Regions from separate parts of the Homo sapiens genome. Here region 2 is linked to region 1. A link is a loop called in an ENCODE intact Hi-C map of the cell type or tissue named here. Cell type or tissue: breast epithelium. All regions are shown on one strand.

Region 1 (5,000 bases):
AACCAAGGCAGGAACCTGGAAATAAGTGACTTTTAAATTGCCAAAATCATCGACACATCGACAGAGATTTCACGTACAGAAACTTAGGTACTCTACTCAGTGCATACCCCTACCCTGGCTCTTACTCTCAGCACACTGCCCCCGTCCCCGACTTTTGTTTTTTAAACACACAATTCCATTGAGTTTCTTTCATTTTGTTTACTAGCTCACAGCAGAGCACTAGAGGTTGCTGCTAGAGGTAGACACATTTAAACAAAGCAAAGTGACAGCTGATAGCTTGGCAGTGAGACTAGAGGCCCAAAATATTTTAAAATGCAGAACTCAAAAGTATAGCAGCTCAGGAATTATGACCCCAGTATAATAATAAAAAAAAGACTGTATATACACACATGTTTTATTAAGTCTGGAAAAATATACCATGGTTTGTGCTTATGACCCCAATTTAGTAAAAAAGAATAAAAAATTATATACATACATTTTTAAAGTCTGGAAAAATGCATCAACAGTGTTGGATAAATGAATTCCCATTTGTCTCATTTATCCAGAATAATAAGGGAATAGGGATTTGTAGTATTTTAATATTCGGTTAACCTATAGGTAATATGTATTAGCCTTTCCCAAGGTGTTTTCTATGGAATACAAGCCTTATGATATGGTCTTACAAAAAAAATTCACTGGACACATAAGTTTGAGTAGTGCTGTATATTATATCTCCCTGTTGGAGATTCATAATGCATGTTAATATTTTGAAGGCTCTGTGAAGCCCTATAGTAAAGAAACCTTGTTTAACTTTGTATAACCCAGTGTATGAATCAGCATTCTTGCAATTACAAGTGCTTAAGCAAAAAAGAGGATTTATTGGTTCAGGCAGTTGAACAGTCTAGGGCTTTCTCTGTTGACTTTAGGCATAGCTGGAACCAGGGGTGTCAGGGATACAGTGAGGTCTTGGTCTTCACCTTTTGGCTTTGTTTTCTTCTACAATGCCCTCTTACATAGGCCTTACAACATCCTTTTAGCTAGTAATCCCAATGGAGAGAAAAGGGCCTTTGCTTCCCAGTGGTTCCAGTAAAAGTACCTGAATTGAGTCTTGCTGGGCTTGAGTTTTATGCTGATCCCTGAGCTGATCATTGTAGCAATAGAAGATACTAATCATCCAGGCTTGAATTGGGGTCCACCCCTGGACGGAGCAGTGTGTATGTGTGGGGTCAATCTCGTGTGAACTACATGAACTGCATGAGGGCTGAAGGGGTGGGGTGGGTCCCCAAAGGAAAACTGAGGTGTAGTTTCCAGGGAAGGGAGGGATGAACATTGAGCAGGAGGAAGCAACATTTTTCAGCTCTGACGAGAGAGCCCTTTTATTGTGTAAAACCTGTTGGAACACACATGGAGAAGTACTGCCAAGTACTCATCATAAATTTTTCAAATAAGTTTAGAATACAATAAAATACACATGCCATGCAGACACGTAGTTCAATCTATCTTTTATGATTCAGAAATCTCATTGGATCCTGTAGCTTCTCAGGGTCAGCTCTGAGTGTTAAAATATCCTGGTTGTTGACAGTTTAGATCATTTGGCTTCTTGATAAATGAGAGGTTATGGTACAGCCAAAATGCAGGACACAGAGGGCCTGGGAAAATTCATTTATGATGGACAATGGACTCATGCGAGTATCACTTGCGTAAAGCCCCTTCGAGTTCTAAAAGCACCAGCACATCCCATCTCATTCAATCCACGCAACCCCTCTCTGTTGTTATTCCTGCCTTTCCAGGCAGGCAACTGAGGCTCAGAGAGGTCATACAACTTGGCAAAGTCCTCACAGGATTGCTCAGGGGATTAGAGGAAATGAGGTTTGTAAAACAAACCTTGTGGACAGTAGTTTTTGAACGGTACCTTGGAAGAAGGGGAGCGCTAGAGAGATGCAAGAATAATCTCTTCATTCAGATTGAGAGAAAAGAATGAATTTTGGAATACTTTTAAAGGGGCATGCAGTTTACAGGTGTATGACCTAAGAAATAGGTTGAAAAAACTTTAGGAACAGTAACCGTGTGTGTGTGTGTGTGTGTGTGTGTGTGTGTGTGTGTTTGTGTATGATCTTCCACTGTACCTAATATAGAGTTAGCATCCAGATCTATTCAATAATTGCTTCTGGGAACACAGATACAAAAATGTTGATTAGATTCCAATGGGGGTTTTTTACACGATGTTTATTTATAAGACTAATCTGTAAAAAGGAATGATTACAGCCAGGAGTTGAAGGTTATTTGAAGAGATCATTCAGTGTTTAAGTTCTTGGTTTGAAACAGTTAATCACTTTAGGTTGGATTCTCTTCACTCTAGAAAACAATTCCTTTGGATACACCAAGGAAAAACATATTTTTGTCTTGTGATTTGGTAACACATAGTCACATCTTGGAGTCTGTCTTATAAAACCCCAAACGATGGTATTTAGGAAGCATTTATCTTCTTGGTTAAGAAGCTCAGGAAGATTCCATGAGACTCCTACTTTTGTTTCCCGTGGGCTCCGGGAACCTGCCTGACTTAAGACTATCACAGTGCCCTTCCCCACCCTGTGCAGCCCCTCTTTCAGAGTCCTGGGTCAGTCATTCTAACATTCTCTTGTCCCAGGGCACCTCCCAGGGAGCCTGCCCAGATGGCCCCCAGGTGGTCTTCAGCTTCTTCCAGGCGTTCATTTTCTCTACTTGTCCAGTGAGTTCCCTGTGTGGTAGGTGGGGACTCAGGAACCCTGTCTTCTCCCTCCATATGTCCTGTCATGTAAACCGCCACCTCATAGATCTGCCTACTTCCTCCTCCACAAACCCTCGCAGCTGACTTAGCTCTGGTCATCAGGATGGATGGAATGCCTTGTCATAGCATTGACCACATCCCTCCGTTCCTCCCTCTGTCCCTCCCTCCCTCCGTCCCTCCCTCCCTCCCTCCCTCCGTCCCTGCCTCCGTCCCTCCCTCCCATCCATCCACCTATCCATCCATATATATGTACTTACACCTATTCATTCTTTCCAAAAACGTCTATTGGGTGCCATGCACTCTTCTGGGTGTTTGGGCCTACATCAGTTAACAGAGCAGACTCAGATCCTGCTCTTGTGGAGCTTATGGTCTAGTGAGGGGGAGATAAACATTAATAATAAATAAGCATAATAAATAATGAGCAATTATATAATGTATAATTAAAATAACACATACTAAATAATAAGCATATTAATGATCTGATATGTCAGAAGGCAACAAGGAAAAGGTCATTGGGATGAAGAGGCTCAGGTTCTGGGAGGCACAGGTTTTAGTTAATGGAGCAATCAGGAAGGGCCTCATTGAGAAGGTGAGATTTGTGAGGCCTGAAGTAGGAGATGAGAGAAGGAGCCAAGTGTCTGTCAGGGAGCAGCTAGAGCACAGGCCCTAAGGTGGGCATGTTTCTGTCTAGCTGTGTTCAGAGAGCAGTGAGGAGGCCAGTGAGCACCTCACAGGCTATTGCCAGGAATTTGGCTCATATTCTGAGGGGTGCCAACATCAAGCTTGGACCTGAGAAGTGCCAAGATCTGGTGTCTGTGAAAATCATCACTGTGGTCACCCTGATTGCTTATGGAGGGGAGCACATGCTGTAGGGGAGCACCAGCTGTAGGGGAGCACAGGTAGAAGCAAGGCCTAGTAGAAGGCTTATTCCATAGAAGGCAATGCAGGCTCACACCTGGTGGGGAGAAGTGGGGGCCATGAGAAAAGTGTCACGTTCTGCATGTGTTTCAAAGGCGGGCCACATGAAGTTGCTGATTGGATGTGAGCTGGGAATAAGAGGACTGAGCACGATGCCACAATTTTGGGTTTAAGTGACTGAAAGGACAGAACTATCATCCATGGAGAAGGATGAGGGTGGGATCGCTACAAGCTGCTTCTGGGAATTGAGGTATGGTGGGGATTTGAGGAGAACCTGCAGTGAAGAAGGTCTTGCACTTCTGCTTCCTGCCATGGTCCCTGAGAAGTGATTGCAACATCCTTGATTTCTGAAAGCCTTTCCTCTGTTTCCCTTTTCTGTCCCACAGCCTTTAGGGAGAAAGGGGTCTTTTCTGACATCCTCGAGGAAGGGTTTTCTAAAGTCAAGGTTACCAGCACCAGGGTTGGATAAGTAATAGTAGCTGTGCTGTGTGCTTTGAGGGAGAAGGGAGGATGGGAGTTAGCTCAGGCAGTGGGAATAGCTTCCTGAGATTGTGAGTATCAGCTGAAATGTGACCTGCCTCCCTTTTCTTTCCCTTCCTTCCCTTTTCTCCTGTGTCTCCTCATCCCAGGCCTCTCCAGCCAATTAGCCAGATCTTGTCCCTTAGGATTTCTTCATCCTTTATCATGTCATGCAATTTAGTCTTCTCTTGGTCACTTTCTTTTGTATTCCCACCCATCATTTTTTCAGCAAAACAAAAGATCAGTTTTTCAGCAAGACAAAAGATCAGTTAGAAGAAGAGAGGTTGTAAATAATTATACAATAAATAATATAATTTTATGTTTCCACCACAAATCCAGACCTGGCCCTGAAATTAGTGTGCCCTGGAAGTGTGCCATGGGGAAATGGAGGAGAGGTGAGGGGGGCAGGTAGCTTTGTGAAGATAGGATTCTGTACCCTTGATGGTGACTCTGGATCTCAGGCAGCATCCAACTCTAAAGGCTATCAAAGATGGAGGGGCCCAGCTCTCTGCCTTTGCTGCAAGGCGGTGGGGAAAAGAATTGGATAATTGGTCAATATTTAAAGACTTTATGTAACATGGATTTTGTAGCCTCCATATTTGCCCTGCCCTGATTTAACAAGAGTGGATGGTTGTGGGTGTGGTGGTTGCTATTCCATGGCTCATGAGAAGGTGGAGAGTGGAAGGAGAATGGGGCCTTCATGGAACTGAGGCCAGCCACCCAGAGAGAGTGGCCAGAAATGAGGCTGGGCTGTTGTAAGGTGCTTCAGGATATTTTAAGGAGTTCAGTCCTAACTACAGTGGGAAGGTATAAAGAT
Region 2 (5,000 bases), 58 kb before region 1:
CCAGACAACTGCCATTGGTTTCTCCACTTCTAGACTCTTTTTAAAAAAAGAAAAATGAGGTCTTTCTCTTTTGCCCAGGCTGTAGTGCAGTGGTACAATCATAGCTCACTGCAGCCTTAAACATCTAGGCTCAAGTGATCCTCCTGCCTCTGTCTCCCTAGTAGATGGGATTATAGGCGTGGGCCACTATGCTGCCTCCAATTCTAGGCTGTTATCCTCTCAGCCCATACACTCTTGCTGGAATAATCTCCTTGGAAAATAGAGCTGATGAGATCACTCCCAATCCAGAGTCTGAAGTCAACAGCTGAGTCAGCCCTTCCTGGTGTGACTTTCAGCCTCATGCATATCCCCAGGCCAAAGGCTCTGGACTGTCCCACCACGTGCCCCCTGCCTTCTCCCTGAGCCTTTGCTCAAATCCTTCTCTTTGCACAGATACCCCCATTCACCATTGTCCAGTCATGACTGAGGTGTAAAATCTGACCCATTCTCAGCTCTGGTGAAATTTCCTCACAAAGGCTGAGTTTATTACACATTTTTCTACCCTCACATGAAAACAAGTATGTCTTTATTTCCTTCTTCTCAGGTCCATTTAGCATGCTATGGAATTCTTCCTCTTGTTTTAGTAGTATATTCAACAATTTATATAATAATCTGCTCAGTTAATTGGGAAATCTATTTGTGAGGGGAGGCTGCAAGTCTATCTCAATCTTGGGTTTTTTCATATTGTCTAGCCTAGTGCTTTGGACCTATAGTTGCTGTGTATAATTGAATAGTAGACATTCAAACATGGCTTTCAATGAGGTACTAGAATAGATTCAACATATATAATCTAAGTTTCCTTACCTTTATTTGTGAAGAGTAAAAGCAAAAATTTGATGCTATCCCATTTTAGTAGAGGCTTGTGAAATATTCCTTTGCAGCTGCAAAGATGCTGAGGCCTTGGAGTCTTTCTTATTTTTCAACTGGAGTAAACTTTCTTTGAAAAGAGAGTAACTTCAGGTCCATGAGAAAGTGGGAGCCCATGAAGAGTTGGGGATTGATACGGTTTTGGTGTCTGCTCAACATGGGGTTGGATCTTGGCTCTTGGGCAAATTATTTAGCTTCTCTGACAGGACTCAGGTTCTCCATCTGCAAACTGTTGATAATATCTTCCTAAGTTATTTTGCAAATTGGGGATGATGGATGTATGCATCTAGAACAGTGCCTGGTGCACAGTGGGCATGCCAAAAATGCAATAACGGGCAATTATTTTCACAGCCATTATTCAGGGTTCAGTTAGAAAGTGGGGCATCTGCGAGTGCAGCTGCAGACTGAAAACCAACTTTATTTCAAAAGCTCACCTTGCACAATGGCTCTTATTAAAATGTGAGATTGTTTATAAAGCAGAAGATTACTTGACAGCTGACCCTGAAAATGGAGTTTGAGCTCAGGCAGGAAGGGCCAGATGTGCTGTGCTATTCCAAGCTGGGCATCTCCTCCCCAGCAGGTGAGCTCTTCAGGCCAGAACAAACAGATGTTTGGTTTTCTGGGGTGAGAAGGCAGGACAGGGTCCTGTTTGCTGTTTCACAATGTGAGTGGCTGTGAAAGGTTGAGCTTTGGGAAGCGTGCTAGGAGCTCTCACACATGCATGGCTTCAAAATGCGGCCTTGAAAAAAATTCATCACTCTCATTGCATTTCCATTGTGGGGTTGGGGGTGGATCCAAGAAAGGACCTGAGAAGAGAATTTGGTCAATTGGAGAGCTGGTAGTTGAGTACATACCATGACCAGGCACTGCTTTTGAGTGCTAGGGGCAATGAGGGGAATGGTGACACAGAATTTAATGATAAGATCTAGTTCCACCCGACTCTGGAACAATCGTTTTGGACTTTTTTTTTTTTTTTTTTTTTTTTTTTTTTTGGCAGGGTCTCATTCTCTTACCCAGGCTGAAGTGCAGTGGCATGATCTAGGCCCACTGCAACCTCCGCCTCCCGGGTTCAAGTGATTCTCCCACCTCAGCCCTCCCGAGTAGCTGGCATTACAGGCACGCTCCATCATGCCAAGTAAATTTTTGTATTTTTTGGTAGAGACGGGGTTTTGCCATGTTGCCCAGAGTGGTGTGGAGCTCCCAACTTCAAGTGATCCACTGCCTTGGCATCTCAAAGTGCTGGGATTTACAGCCGTGAGCCACCACGCCTGGCAGTTGTGGACTTTCTTTGAGGAAAATGTGTATATACACATGCCATTTTCATACAATTCCAAGTGGCTCATGGGTCCCCTGAAGTTCAAGGAACCCAAGTTAAGAATCATTTATTTAGTAATTACAATCTAGTGGAAAACAAACATGAACTTTAGATTCAGAAACACTTAGTTTAAATTTGTATTCCACCCCTTATCAGCTATATATCTCACCGAACGAAAGATCTTGGATGATTTAACCTCTGTAAGCCTTAGACACCTCCTATGTAGATGAGAATAATAGCGGCAGCATCTGATGAGGTTGTAATGAAGATGAAATAAGTTAATAAGCACAAAAGCTATTAGCAGTATGCCCAGCATGTGGTAAATGATCTACACATGGTAATAAAATTATTACTAGTGAGCCTGCTATAAGGGAGACACTGAAGTATGGCAGATTAATTCCTATTGGCATCTGAGAAGAAACTATGAACCACAGTTTTCAGTTGAGGTTTTGTATGTAAAAGAATTGTGAAAAACAGCATGGTGGGAGTTTCTGTTACAGGCAACAAATTTATTATAACTGTCTCATGCCAGTTTATAAGAGAAGGCAACCACAGCGGGATTCCATAGGGATGTTTCAGTGGTTATATAGTCCACGAAGATGACCTCATTGGATGGAATAAATCTCTTTCAGTGACAGCTAAATACTGAGCTATAATCCATTAGCAATAATGAAGAAAAAGGATAAGATGATGATGATAACAGCCGTGAGCCAGGCATTGTGCTAAGTGCTTCACATTTGTTTTGGTTTGTGGTTTTGTGGGGTCGTTCCTGATGAAACTTGAGGACTTTCACTTGGTGTAGCTGGAGGACGGCAGGCTGTGTGCACACGTGTGCATGTATGCACTAGCTAAACCAGTTTCTTATCAGCTTTCACTCATTTGACTGTTTTTGGAGCCATGACTTTTAACATTTTGGAATGTCCTCGTTGGAAAATGAAAGTTTATCACGCAACGTGTAAGATTACAACCACAAGACTCAGGAAAGCGTCCCTGAGCTTGGGGGAGAGTTACAATTAACCTCGTAAAGAGTGCGGATGAAAGTCTTTCCCATAGTTACAATCAAAGACACTTTAGGCCACTCTTTCCCCAGAGGAATAGTTGCTTTTTATGGCATGTTTTAAAGTTTTATTTCAAAAACAGTCAGCATCTTAAAGCAGAATGCTGTGTGCACCCCAGGACTTCACTTAAAATGTGTTTTTAGTTTTCTCAATCATATTACCAAGTTTCTGGCCACAACATGAGCTGCTACCCTCACAGACCCACACGCAGAAGGATTTAGCCTGATTTGTTTGTGCTTGTAGCAAGAGCTCTCTCCCTGATCTTTCTGCTATTTTCTTCTGAGAGGGAAGTTAGGAGTCAGCATTATTATGTTAGAAAAGACAACCTTTTTCAGCCCTCAAGTTTTTCAGCCCTAGAGAAGAGATGAACCCCAGTCCCATGCAGTTCTTTCTACTCTACTCAGTACTCAGCTGCCCCTCAAACCCAAGAAAATAATTTTTTGCCCATATCCTGGCTTAGAGTGCTTCCTAATTATGTCATATGTGTGCACACATGGGTGCATCTATGTGTTTTAACTTAAATATTGGAATATCATGTTTTTTCCTAAGACATAGGCACTGTGACTGATTACCTTTCGATGATAATTTTTCAGTGAACACCTAAGTATTGCAGGGAATGATAAGTAGTCTAGTAGTGCCGAGGTGCTAAAGTACTGCTGTAGTTACTTTGTAATTCTGTTTGCGTGGAGTTCAAGGGTGAGTGAAACTTACATCTCTCTTGGTCTGTCTGCTCCACTTCAGCTGTAGTTCTTTCTTTTGGGTCTCACTTTTCGCTCAGCACAACTTTCAGCTTCTGCTGGGCCTTGGGTTTTCTTGGTCGAAGAATGTTTTACGTGCTCACTCCACCATAATATGTGCTCTGACAATGGCTAGAGAAAAGCATGGGGTTTGAACCAAATCTGACTTTGTATGGTCTCATTTACATAGTGTATGAATTTGTACGCTCTCATTTATACAATGCATAGGACTGCTGTAGAGGCCTTCTCACTAGTCACTATGCCTGGAGTTTATCCTTTGATCAATTGACACTGATATCAGGGTCTAGCTTTGTTACACAAGTGCAAATCATAACTGCCACCTGTTAAAAATCCTCTAAACCTTCTCATTGCCTAGAGTAGGGAGGGCAAATGATTCCATTTCAGGTGCCAATTGGCAGGGCTGTCTGAAATGGGTGTGCTCTGAAGTGCATAAAGTGCTGTGATTAGACATGTCTGACATATGTGCAGAGCGGTAGTAGCAGCAGGTGTGCCACATCGTCCCTAAGAGGGCAAGGTCTGAACTTCTAAGCATGGTCCATAAGACTCTTCTTGATCTGGTTTCTGTCTGCCTGTCCAGAACCATTTATCCTTCCCCAGCCTGCACTCTCCCTGCTTCCCCAGCCTGCACTCTCCCTGCTTCCCCAGCCTGCAGCCTCCTTGCTTCCCCAGCACTCATGCTGTCACTCCAGCATGGCTTTGCATCTGCCCAACTTCCCCTGGAAATCTCTTGCCTCTTATTTCTCCATAGCTGCCTCATCCTTCAACACCTGATTCAAGTATTACCGCCTTTGAAGCCTCCCCACCTTCTTGCCCCTTAGCCATACCCTACACAGTCATGATGATGCTAACCTTGATCATATGGTCAAGGTTGAGAGTCTGCCAGATTTCTCCACTGTAAAGTCACCATGTTCCCTTTGTATTTGATTATGATGGAGATTCTGATATTATACCAATATCCTGTTT

Evidence for each region. Hi-C counts contacts between places; a loop is a spot of excess contacts. Peaks named below come from ENCODE experiments on the same cell type or tissue, not always from the same donor. Only the 100,000 strongest peaks of a DNase experiment are listed, where the experiment ranks them.
Region 2: a loop joins it to region 1, with 19 times the contacts of the local background. A loop is called at or near these places in 4 of 110 quality-filtered maps.

Annotation. Positions count from the first base shown.
Region 1 is chr9:18,916,705-18,921,704 of GRCh38, reverse strand. No RefSeq gene overlaps it. Among named protein-coding and RNA genes, the nearest start is that of SAXO1, 110 kb to the left of the region's middle. In breast epithelium, no CTCF peak of the experiment used is centred here; no DNase peak of the experiment used is centred here.
Region 2 is chr9:18,974,892-18,979,891 of GRCh38, reverse strand. The region is part of intron 1 of SAXO1 (stabilizer of axonemal microtubules 1); the gene reads left to right. Among named protein-coding and RNA genes, the nearest start is that of SAXO1, 56 kb to the left of the region's middle. In breast epithelium, no CTCF peak of the experiment used is centred here; no DNase peak of the experiment used is centred here; H3K4me3 peaks cover 642 bases; H3K27ac peaks cover 926 bases.